Linked DNA regions of Mus musculus: region 1 is linked to region 2. Evidence: chromatin loops called from intact Hi-C (ENCODE). Cell type or tissue: heart. All regions are shown on one strand. Links, peaks and the distances in the headings refer to the core of each region. The heading gives the core; the rest is flanking DNA.

The links. A loop is a pair of places that touch in the nucleus more often than their neighbours do. Peaks named below come from ENCODE experiments on the same cell type or tissue, not always from the same donor. Only the 100,000 strongest peaks of a DNase experiment are listed, where the experiment ranks them.
Region 1: it touches region 2 in a loop (2.9-fold over the local background); 1 of 42 quality-filtered maps calls a loop at or near these places.

Annotation. Positions count from the first base shown.
Region 1 is chr10:58,255,811-58,261,809 of GRCm38, forward strand. It overlaps Gcc2 (GRIP and coiled-coil domain containing 2), which reads left to right. Exons shown (of 23, transcript NM_027375.2): 2 at 19-72; 3 at 1,010-1,094; 4 at 2,431-2,498. Among named protein-coding and RNA genes, the nearest start is that of Gcc2, 3.3 kb to the left of the region's middle. In heart, for the core only: a CTCF peak has its summit at 2,903 (motif pointing right); no DNase peak of the experiment used is centred there.
Region 2 is chr10:58,444,679-58,450,677 of GRCm38, forward strand. Ranbp2 (RAN binding protein 2) reads left to right here and starts at 2,174. Exons shown (of 29, transcript NM_011240.3): 1 at 2,174-2,373. The coding sequence starts at 2,302. In heart, for the core only: a CTCF peak has its summit at 2,447; a DNase peak (open chromatin) is centred at 2,133; H3K4me3 peaks cover 2,734 bases; H3K27ac peaks cover 2,271 bases.

The sequences.
Region 1 (5,999 bases), core at 1,183-5,182, 190 kb before region 2:
TTATGGTTTGTTTTACAGGATTCTGCTCCAGATGCCGTAGCTGCAGCACCCTCCGGGACCCCGAAATCCAAGGTGAGGAGAGCACTCAGCCGCCTGGTTCCCTGTAGCGCATAAGGTTAATGAATCGGAAAACTTTGGCATGGGGAGAATTATTTAAAAAAAAAAAAAAAAAAAAAAAAGAACTAACCTTTCCTCAGGGAGTTTCATTTTAATTTACTTACAGATTTCCTGTTCTTTTTTAAATTTCCTGATGTGCGAGCAGTTTGTTTACTTCCTGCTCCTTGTTAGCACGATGCTGTATTTCAAACATTTAGCTAGTCTGTTTAATGAAAGTTTACACAGTGACACGAAGCCGAGGGGATTAGATAAGAGGCAGGAAGAAGCAAGGAACTATATCCTGTTGGCTCCAGCTCCAGAGTTGAGGGTGGAATAAGGTTGTTCTTACAGCACTGTGCAATGTTTTATGCTAAGTGATTCAGAAAGGTAGGGGCACAATTTATTACCAAAATGTAGTGTTTGAAGACTGATTTCTAGGCATTTGCTGAAGTAACAGATTCTTTCAGGTAAGCTTCCTGAAATACGTATCTTCCCTATTCTCATTCTGCAGATGAGGAAACGTTGTGCACAAAGATTAAGTAATTTTCAGTTAGTAAACCCTAATATTTTAGTTGAAGTCTAAATGTGACCCGATTCACCTGTGAATGTAGTTATGTTGTTAGCTTCCAACAGAATGAGTTCTACAGCTCGAGAAATCTTGAGTTCCAAGCCCTTCTTGTACAGCTAGAGAACTCAGTGTTCTCTGTAAGAGTTTTGTGCTGGGGTTTTGGTTTGATTTTCCATTCACCTAATTACTTTTAGTTATTGAAGTTACGTTTCTCAATTTAAAAAATGTGACTGGCTCAACTGTTTAGAGTGTCTCTCTTTGGTTTTCGGCAGACACTGTGTTTCTTTTGGTGGCCGTACTAAAAGCATGGGTTTTAAAACTCAATAATACGACTCCATCTTTCAGCTAGAAACGTTGCCCAGAGAAGATCTCATCAAGTTTGCCAAGAAGCAAATGATGCTCCTGCAGAAAGCCAAAGCAAGGTGTACAGGTACTGGGTTTAAATCAGAGCTTTTCAGTAGACCACCATGCCTAGCCCTGCAGTTGCCTTTGAATAAGTAAAGGAACAAATGAATTTTTAATTCAGTGTGTGTGTGCGCGCGTGTTTTGCCTATATGTATGTCTTTGTTAGAGTTTTGGATTCCCTGGAACTGTAGTTACAGTTGTGAGCCACCATGTGGGTTCTGGAAATTGAAGCCAGGTCCTCTGGAAGAGCAGCCAGTGTTCTTAACCACTGAGCCACCTCTCCACCCCAAGAGGAATATCTTTTTTTTTGAGGGGGGTGGGGGTGGGGGTTCGAGACAGGGTTTCTCTGTGTATCCCTGGCTGTCCTGGAACTCACTCTGTAAACCAGGCTGGCCTCGAACTCAGAAATCCGCCTGCCTCTGCCTCCCAAGTGCTGGAATTTAAAGGCGTGCACCACCACCATCCGGCTGGAATATCTTTTTAATAGTAAAATGAAACCCTTTTTTACTTCGTATGAGTTGTAAATTTTTCTAAATTAAATATGTCTTTTAGAGAAATCAGCTGAAATGTAAAAGGCACAAGGTGTAATCCTCCAGACATTCTGGGAAGTTGGAAGTATAGGCACATGCTGGAGTTGGTCGATGCCCCATTTAAGAACTCTTGAATTCTCATTAACTTAAAATTTTAAACGCCAAGGGTTTGTTCTTCTTGTTGTTTTCCTAACCAGAACAGATAGAGTTTATTTTTAGAAATTGAAACAGTTTGTACTCAAGTAATTTATTTGGGGAGATGACCTAAGCTTTGGAACTAGACCTGTATTGATGAAATAGATTAATACACGTGTTTGATAGAAATTTAGTTATTGCTTTGAGATTATACAGCAAATATTTACAACAAAAATAATAGAATGTATGGGACATGCTTCCAAGTTTTCAGGGTAGTTTGTCATAGGGGTGCACACACCTGGTTTCTGATTTTCTAGCGGCTAAGACAGAAGCATCCGTTGAGCCCAGGATTTCAACACCAGCTTGGGCAACATAGCAAGCCCTCTACGTCTATGTGGACGGATAAGGAAAGACAGGAAAGGAAGAAGACGTGAGTACAGCTTCAGATGAAGCGCAGGTACTCATGTGCACTAAAGCAGGGGAGTGGGAAGGTAGGCCGCTCTTCCAAAGGAAGTTGTTCATAGTAAGCGGGAGAAGAAAAACGACTGCTGCTGTTTGGATGGAGTTCCCATTTCTCTGAGTACTCACTTCTTAAATCCATTCTAATTTATAGGCTTGGGATTCTCAGCATGTACTTGTCAGTTTAGGAGTAATTATTTTCTTGATTTTTGACCTGGAATCTCTTTTATTATTTAGAATTAGACAAAGAAGTTGAAGAACTCAAATCAAAACCTGTTGATGGAGGAACTGATGATATTATTAAGGTAATGAGGCAATTTTTGTTTACTTATAGGAAATGCCCAGTAATAGATAAAATCTTTGTGAGGACTGTCTCCCTGCTGCAGACACTCTTGCTCTTCGTTTGATCTCCTCATCACTGGCCTTGGTTTAGCCTACTAGTTGTTTAACTCAGAGTGAAGGGGACATGACTCACTTCAAACAAAGAGTCGGCAGTCCTCCCTGACTGTCGTTAGTACTAAAGTACCTTTCCTGCTCTGATCTCCCTAGAAAACTTGGCCATATGTAGCACTTCCATCACATGCAGATAGATTTATACTTGGCTGCCGACCCACATTTGATAGCTTCCATTCTAGCCTCCTCAGGCAGTGTGGGGGATGGTAACACATTCCCTTTGTAATCTCAACTAACCTTGCCAGGTCCCTACCACTAGGTGTCATTATTAGTTTTTGTACCATTTAACTTTTGAGTTGCTTTCCTTCCTATTTCCTTTATCCTGCACCTGTAACAGTCACCACAGACCTGTTGCAGTTTCAGGAGATGGCTCCAGTGTGTCTCTCCATTCGCATGGCACTCCGGCTTCCTGAAGCCTCTGTTTCCTGTAAAGAATTGCTCTGGCTGCCCTTTAGATCTGTTGCAGTTCTGAAACTGGACTTTGACAGTGATCCTGTAAAGGTTTGCACTGTTTCCTTACACTGCACACCTCTTTGCTAGGCATCTTGGTCAAACTTACTGACTGGATTAACAGTTGGTTTTGATAGATTTGTCCCTACGGGTACCTAAGAATGATTGCACAGGAAATTTTAGAAACAAAAGAAATAATAGAAACAGGGTATCTGCCTTCTTCTGCCTCCTGAGTGCTGGGATTAAAGGCATACACCACCATTCTAGGCAAGCGTAAATTATTACGTACTTTTTTCTTTTTCCAATTTTTTATTAGGTATTTTCTTCATTTACATTTCAAATGTTATCCCCTATTACCCCCCCCCCCCCGCCAGCTCCTCTACCCACCCACTCCTACTTCTTGGCCCTGGCGTTCCCCTGTACCACCGGGGCATATAAAGTTTGCAAGACCAAGGGGCCTCTCTTCCCAATGATGGCCGACTAGGCCATCTTCTGCTACATATGCAGCTAGAGACACGAGCTCTGGGGGTACTGGTTAGTTCATATTGTTGTTCCACCTATAGTGTTGCAGACCCCTTCATCTCCTTGGGAACTTTCTCTAGCTCCTCCATTGGGGGCCCTGTGTTCCATCCAATAGCTGACTGTGAGCATCCACTTCTGTGTTTGCCAGGCACTGGCAAAGCCTTACAAGAGACAGCTATATCAGGGTCCTTTCAGCAAAATCTTGCTGGCGTATGCAATAGTGTCTGGGTTTGGGGGCTGATTATGGGATGAATCCCCGGGTGGGGCAGTCTCTGGATGGTCCATCCTTCTGTCTCAGCTCCAAACTTTGTTGTTTTCTACTTTTTTAAGGCTTGCTCTACTCTTTATTGAGAGCTATGACCTGCTGTAGAACTTTATATGCTGAGCAAAAGCACAAAAACATATGGAAAGTTTTAGTTTTGTTGAACAGAAAATTTTTCTTTTTTTAAAAAAAAAAGCGGTTTCTCTGTGTAGTTTTGGCTTTCCTAGAACTCTCTTTGTAGACCAGGCCTGTCTATAACTCAGAGATCCACCTGATCCAGAGTACTGGTATTAAAGGTATATGCTATGATACCAGGCAACAGAAGTTTTCTCAGTTTCACAGAAATTAGAAATGATTTCCAGAAGTATGGAAGTAGGAAGTCCTAAGGAGTCTTTGGTCTCCCAGTAATGTCAAGACAGACTGTCTTTGTTTCCTTGTTCTTATTTTTTCACCCTGGGTGATCAGGAGATTAGTTTTAGCTTTTCGGTATCAAAAACAATGGTTGTTTATAAAGATTAGAAGAGGCATTCTGCAGAGTATGCCACAGAACATCTTTGGAATGCTCATCAGGGATTTTCCTTTAGGACTGGCTATGGCTTTGCAGTTAAGAGTGCTTTCTGTACTTGCAGAGGACCCCAGGTGGGTTCCCAAGGACTACATGGTGGCTCACAACCATCTGTGTAACTCCAGTTCCTGTGCCTGGCCTCTACAGGCACCAGTCACACACATGGTACACATACATGCACGTAGGCAAACACTCATACACATGCAATAAAAATTAGGTTTTGTTGCGACTTTTAAATTATTTTAAAATGTTTCATACAATATATTGTGCTCATATTCTTTCCCTACCCCAACCCCAGGTCCTCCCAACTCTTCTGCTCTTCCTTACCCACCCAACTTCATGGTCTTTTCCTGTCTAAGAAAAAAAAAAAAAAAAACCTCAAATCATAACAAAACACGCAAAACACCATGGATTTTTAGATAGGTCAACTACTCTTGAGTGTGAGGCCTACCTTGTGGTTGATATACCCAGTGTTACTCTGTTGTAGAATGCTGATTTTCCTTCTCCCAGCAAGTACCAGCTCCAAGTATTTTATTAAGAGTATGCTCATAAAGGAGTTTTATCTAATTTTTCCTTTTTGAAGGTATGGTAAAATTCTGCATGGACTGTCTGGCCCTGGGTTTTTTGGATTAGGAGACTTTTTTTTTTAAGATTTATTTATTTATTATATATAAGTACACTGTAGCTGTCTTCAGACACACCAGAAGAGGGAGTCAGATCTTGTTACGGATGGTTGTGAGCTACCATGTGGTTGCTGGGATTTAAACTCAGGACCTTCAGAAGAGCAGTCGGTGCTCTTAACTGCTGAGCCATCTCACCAGCCCCGATTGAGAGACTTTTAATTATTCCTTCTGCTTTCTTTTACTAGGGGTCATGGTTTTGCTTAAATTGCTCATATGATCTTAGTTTAACTTTGGAAAGTCAGGCACTATTCTGCTGGGCCTGCCTTTAAAAGTGACTTGGTCCTTTTCCCTTGCAGCTTTCAATATCCTTTCTTTCTTCTGTGTGGTTAAGGCTGATCAATATGTATCATGCGGAAGTTTCTGGTCCTGCCTATTTGGTGTTCCTGATGGTACCTCCTTCTTTAAATTACAGAAGTTTTCTTCTATGACTTTGTTAAAAATATTTCCATGCCTTTGACCTTGTATCCCCACTATTTGTAGATATGGTCTATTCTGGATGCCTTGGGTTTTCCCAGATTTCACGTTTTCTTTGACTGAGCTATCCATTTTTTCTATCTTGTCTTCAGTATTTGAGATCTCTCTTCTATATCTTAACCTCTGTTAATGAGATTTACTGCTGAGAGCCTGCCTGGGCACTGGTTCTCTCTAGAAGGCAGCAGAGGAGGTCTGCTGAGGGCAAAACGTGGTTTTGCGAAAGTAAAAGTTGCTTAGTATGAATAATATTTCATCTCCTTCATTCTTCTGTTATTCTGGGGCCAGAAGTGGACAGCTTCAGACACATTAGCACCTGTTGGTTAACAACTGGGGGGTGGGAGAGTTTTAGGTAAAGGATTTATTGCTAGTGCTCCCTTCTCTGACCAGGCAGCCAGGA
Region 2 (5,999 bases), core at 868-4,867:
AGTAGCTAAAGAATATGACATCCTACTCCTGACCCACCATCATCTCTAATTTCTCTTTTCAATTAAACCAAAATGGAGGAATGTTAGCATATCTTCTAGGCTTCATCCAACAGTTACCTGGCAATGGCCAGGTACAAGCCAGGAGTCAGGCATGTAAGGAATGTTCAAGCTTCTCTCTCTCTCTCTCTCTCTCTCTCTCTCTCTCTCTCTCTCTCTCTCTCTCTCTCTCCTCTCTTTATTTCCTCTTTCTCTCCATCTATGCTCTCTCTTCCTACATGTCCCCGGCCTGTCTCTTCCCTTCTTTCTCTCTTCCTCTCTTTCTTTTTCTGTCCTTCACTGTCTTCTTCTTTTCTCTGACTTTATTCTCTTCTCCAGACTCTGCTCCCTTCCAGGCCTCAAGTAAACTTCCTTTTATATACTAGGACTGTCCTATGGTTGACACCTCAGCGGGACCCCTCAACATGGGCTCACTAAGACACCCTCTCCTGCCACATCATACTGTGTTTATAAAGCACACAGCCTGGGAACACAGATTTAGGTTACCTCAAGCCCCATCACCCAACATGAAAAAGTTTTATAGAATAAAGAAAGTCATATAAATAAAGGTAAGCTTAACATATATCCTGATATATGAGAGATGTAGTAACAGTAAGGCGGAGAAGCTTTTTATAGTCCTATGACACTGCTGACATTTTGGGCTGTTTGCTGGTAGAAGCTGGTAGTCTGCTAAGTTAATAGATTCCAATGATTTTTAATCTATAGTTTACAGAATGTTAGTTCTGACACAGAGGTGAGCAAGATGCTGTTCTGGGACTAACCTAGTCCAAGGTAAGTGTATGCAAGGGCAAGGGGCACAGTAAAGAGACTGAAACGGCCACTCTTTGGGTAGACAAGGTAAAGTTTATTCCAAACAACAAAGGTTGTCTCTCTCAGGAAAAGCTGAGAGAAGGGAGATGGGGGAATATGTATCTGGGGAGGAGGGAAGCAAAGAGCCAGGATGCTGGCAAGGGGGCTTTGAATTGTATAACAAGTACTTGTAAGTATGGACTGGGGAGCCTGGGGGCTAGCGCAGAGCTGTAAATCCATTTCTGCCAGAGGTAAGGGAAATTACTCCTTTGGTAGATAGGAAACAGTTTCACAAGTTACTAAGGAATGCAGGCTTTTCCTAACCACTAGAAATCCTCCACAGTCCAGACTGAGTCTAAGTTAGATCCAATTTTGGAGTCAGTGGCATTTTTGGGGGATGGGTGGGGTACCCTTTGTATCTGACAATAAGGTATTTAACATCTGGAACTGCACCACTCTAACCTCTCCACTGCGGTTTTGATCAGTCTTTGCAGACAAAGGTTCTTTTCAGCAGTTGTCGTTTACGACAGTTTATTCACAATCTTGAGACTATTACTTAAAACTTTGTGTGTGTGTGTGTGTGTGTGTGTACATGAGGACGTGTGTGTGTGGGTTCTACGGGGGTCAGAACCCGGATTTAGATAGATGCCCTGGAACCGGCTGCTGAGAACTGAACTTCGGTCCTTCAGAGGACCAACAAGCACTCTTAACTGCGGAGCCATCTCTCTAGCACGAAGAGATTATTACTTTTAATATTCTAATATAATCTGTTCTGCTCATTGTTAAGTCACAAAACAGGCCCCTGAAGGCAATTGTTGCTGACAGCGTCCTAACGGCCGCCTCGATTCTTACCCAAACAGAAACCTAAAGTCATCATTTCTTAAAACCTCGTGAAGCCTGTTTCTGTTTGCCAGGAAAGCCACCACTTCCTCCTCTGCCCCTAACCGTCAACTACCCCGTGAGGTGCATCTCATCACGTAACGCTAATATTTCCACTCCGATTTATCTAAGCATAAAGACACTGTTCAACCAATATTAACCTTTATTCTGCTGAAACCGGAGGCAATGACGACGTTTGTCTCTTTAGAAGGAAATCAAGTGTTGACCAGATGCAGCACCCGAAAAGGTCGGATTTATTAGGGCACTGCCATTTTAGGTCCGCTTTGTGACGTAGCACCAGTGAAATCTATAAAGCCTTTCCCGGGGAAAGGGAGTTCGTCTCGATCGTTTGCGAAACGGTCACGTGGTCTGGAGCGCGGGCGTGGCGGGGTGACAGCGAGCAGGCGCTCCAGGCCGCAGCGCGGCGCACAGTGATGACGCGCGCCGCACGCCCTGTGCCCATCCGTTCGCGACGGAGCTGCGTCACCGGTGTTCGGCGCTCACCTCCTGGAGCCCGCAGTCGCTGTAGGCCCCAGGGCTGGTCTGCCGCTCCTGGGGAGCCTGGTCCGCGGCGCGATGAGGCGTAGCAAGGCCGACGTGGAGCGGTACATCGCCTCGGTGCAGGGCTCCGCCCCGTCGCCCCGAGAGGTAAGCGGGTCTGGTCCGGTGGCGGTGGCGCCGGTGTCATGGCTCCCGGCGGCCTCGGCTCCCCGCTGGAGTGGAGGCGGTCGCGGGCGGCGTGGCGCTGCTGAGCACCGGAGGCGTGGGGACTGCGGCCGCCAGCGTTTCCTCTTCATGGCTATCCGCGGGCCCACTCGGGCCTGGCTTCTTCGGCCTCCGCTCCGTAGGCCGTCGTGGGGCGCTCTGCGGGGTTCGCCCGCCCGCCCGCCCGGCGTCGTCGGTCTCCCGGATAGCTAGGCCCTGTCACGGCTGCCGTGTCTCGGGGGGAGGCTGACACCGCGCGGCGGTGGGCTTGCACGGTTGTGTGGGTGGCTCCACGGACGAAGCAGGGCGGGAAGGAAGGGCGCGTCAGCATAAACGACACGGAAGGCCCATAATTTAAGTCTTCTAGTGCTGTGCCCCGCTTCCCCAAACCCCTTTTGGAGGCTGCTAGTCGGAATTCCTTCTAGGCGGTAGTTGCAATACCTTAACATTTCTAACGTTATTTCGCAACGTGTTTTGTGTGTGTGTGTGTGTGTGTGTGTGTTTAAGATCATTAACGTTGTGTTTATTTTGGGTTCTTAAAGAGTGTTGGCCGGTGGAGAGAGATGTACAGAGGCTCTACAGTCAGTTATTTTTTGGGCGGGGGAGGGGTGTGTTGAACAATCAAGTTCTACCATTGGTAAACTAACTTGGTACAGTATAGACTCTTCATCAGTAAACGGCATTTTGACCTTGTTAGTGTTATTTAGTGTTACCGAGGATGATTCGTGTTAACATTTAGGGCAGACTTTGAGATACAAAGAGTCAGAGGGCTTCAATTTTTGTTTACAAACGCCCAATTCAGTTGTGTATATATATATATATATATATATATATATATATATATATTTTACATTCTGTCTCTGAGGGTTTTATGGTCATCTATATAAACCAAAGTTCATGAACATACAAGTCAAATGGCATAATTTTTGTTGTTGTTGTTGTTGTTACTTAAAGTCTCTTCTTTAGATGGCTTCTGCAGGTTAAATAATCCAGTCCAGCAAATCTACAACCCCTCCCCCAAAGCGATTTTAAAAGTCTCAAGTTCATTTAGTGCTGGTATGCCCAAAGTGGGAAATTTTACACCCAGTTTCCTCTGATGGATCAAAATCAGAATGCCATGGTACAAGAGTTATATGAAAGTGCTTTTGGGTTTCTGTCTATAAGGTGTACATTTTAGATAAATGTGTTTATATTAGATTTAGGATTTGTTACCAGGATATCTAACATGCTTGAAGATATTTAAAAATCTAAAAAAACAAGACCCTGAAATCTAAAAATGCCAAGCATTTCAGATAAAGCATACTAAAGTATCTAATACTATTGTATTAATTGTATGTAAATGTGTAAATGGTTGTTAAATTATGTTAGGAACCATTTCAAAGTCTCTACATATTCAAATATGACTTTTGAGTTGTTTTTCTTTGTTTTGAGACAGAGTTTCTATTATGTTCTGGAACTCACTGTGTAGATCAGGCTGGCCTCAAACTCACAGAGATCCACCTGCCTCTTCTTCCCAAGTTCTGGGATTGAAGGTGTGTGCCACCACATCCTGCTACTATTTTTTTTTTAATATTTATCGAAGGTTGGTTGGGTTGGTTATATTGATTTGGATAGTATGACAACTATAAGACATTTTTTGTTTTAACTAGTTCCATTGTTCAATTTTTTTTTTTTTTTTTCTTTTTGGACAGGGTTTCTCTGTATAGCTCTGGCTGTCCTGGAACTCATTTTGTAGACCAGGCTGGCCTCAAACTCAGAAATCCGCCGCCTGCCTCTGCCTCTGCCTCCCAAGTGCTGGGATTAAACGTGTACGCCATCATGTCCAGCTCAGTCATAATTCTTATTTCCAATTTTTTTTGTATTTTTAAAAAAGATGATGCTAAACGCGTTCTATTAAGAAATAATGCCACAGGCCCTTCTTTTCTGTGTTCCTGGTGACCTCTTTTTCTATTTATGAATTTGGTTATTTTTTATTTTTCATTTGTAGAATCTTATATTTGTCCTGTTAGTATATTTTTAAGGTCATCCATGTTGTAGCAGGTGTTGGGAGAATTATTCCTTATTAATTCCTTATTATTATTACTACTATTAATCTTTTCTTTTAAAGGTTTTATTTGTATTTATATGAGTACACTGTAACTGTTTTCAGGCACACCAGAAGAGGGCATCAGATTCTATTACAGATGGTTGTGAGCCACCATGTGGTTGCTGGGAATTGAACTCAGGACCTCTGGAAGAGCAGTCTGTTTTCTTAACTGCTGAGCCATCTCTCCAGCCCCTATTGTTATTCTTTAAATAGTTTTTCAGATGGGGTTTCTGTGTGTAGCCCTGGCTATCCTGGAACTAACTTTGTAGATCTGGCTAGTTTGAATTCAAGAGAGCAGCCTGCTTCTTCTGCTATAGTGGCATTGAGTGCTGGGATTAAAGGCGTGTGCTACCACTGCCCAGCTTTTTTGTGGGGAGCGGTGAGTGGCTGAATATTTTAATATTATAAGATAATTTTTAAGATATTTATAAGTTAACATTATAAGATTATATATTACCTTAGGTATGCTACATGTGGTTATTCATTCACTGTTGATTGACACTTAGGTTGTTTATATCTTTTGCCTAATACATATAATGCAACAAACATTGATATAAAAACATTTGAGTGCTTGCTCACCAATGTTCTGCTTGATACTTAAGCTTAATACCTTACTACATTTTATTTTGGGAGCGTGTGTGTGTGTGTTTATGTATGTATATGTGTATGCTCACGTGTGTAGAAGTTAAAGGTAAGTTTGCTGCAGTTGGTTCTCTTCTGCCATGTGAGGCCTAGGGATGGGATTTAGGTCTTTAGGCTTAATGCCAGGTACATTTACTCACTGAAGCCACGTTGTCAGTCCTAATTATATTTAGTCTTTAAAAAAAATTTAAATTTATTTTTATGTGTGTAGGTGTACTGCCTACATGTATGTCTATGTATCTTTGTGTGTGCTTGTGCCTAAGGAGGCCAGAAGAATGTATCAGATCCCCTGCAGCCCCAGTTATCTTAAATATTATGTTCATATAGTTTACAAATTTATAGTAGCGATATATCTCCTCTACTTGTCCTAGTGAACTTGCAAAAGCACCTCTAGTCAGATATATACATTGATTGTATATTGTAATATTGTTTTTGAATAACTAAAGCTAATACTGAATTACAAGTTTGTCTGACTTAGCTAAAAATTGAAGGGGCTGGAGAGATGGCTTAGAGGCTAAGAGCACTTACTACTCTTGCAAAAGACACTGGTTTAGTTCTCAGGACCCACATGGTGGCTCATAATTTGAGTTCCAGGGGATACAACACTAATTTCTGACCTCCTCCAGCATCACACAGGTATGTGGTGTACACAACCTACATGCAGACAAGTAAATTGGATAAACAAACTGTTAAAAAAAATTGAAAGTAAATACAACTTGCTATTGTCATGTCATGTTCAATTTTCAAATATAATCTTGTAAATCATTTGTAAAGTTGGGTAGCAGAAAGAGGTATTAATAAATTAAGACTGCAATACATAAAAGATACATACTAATGCATA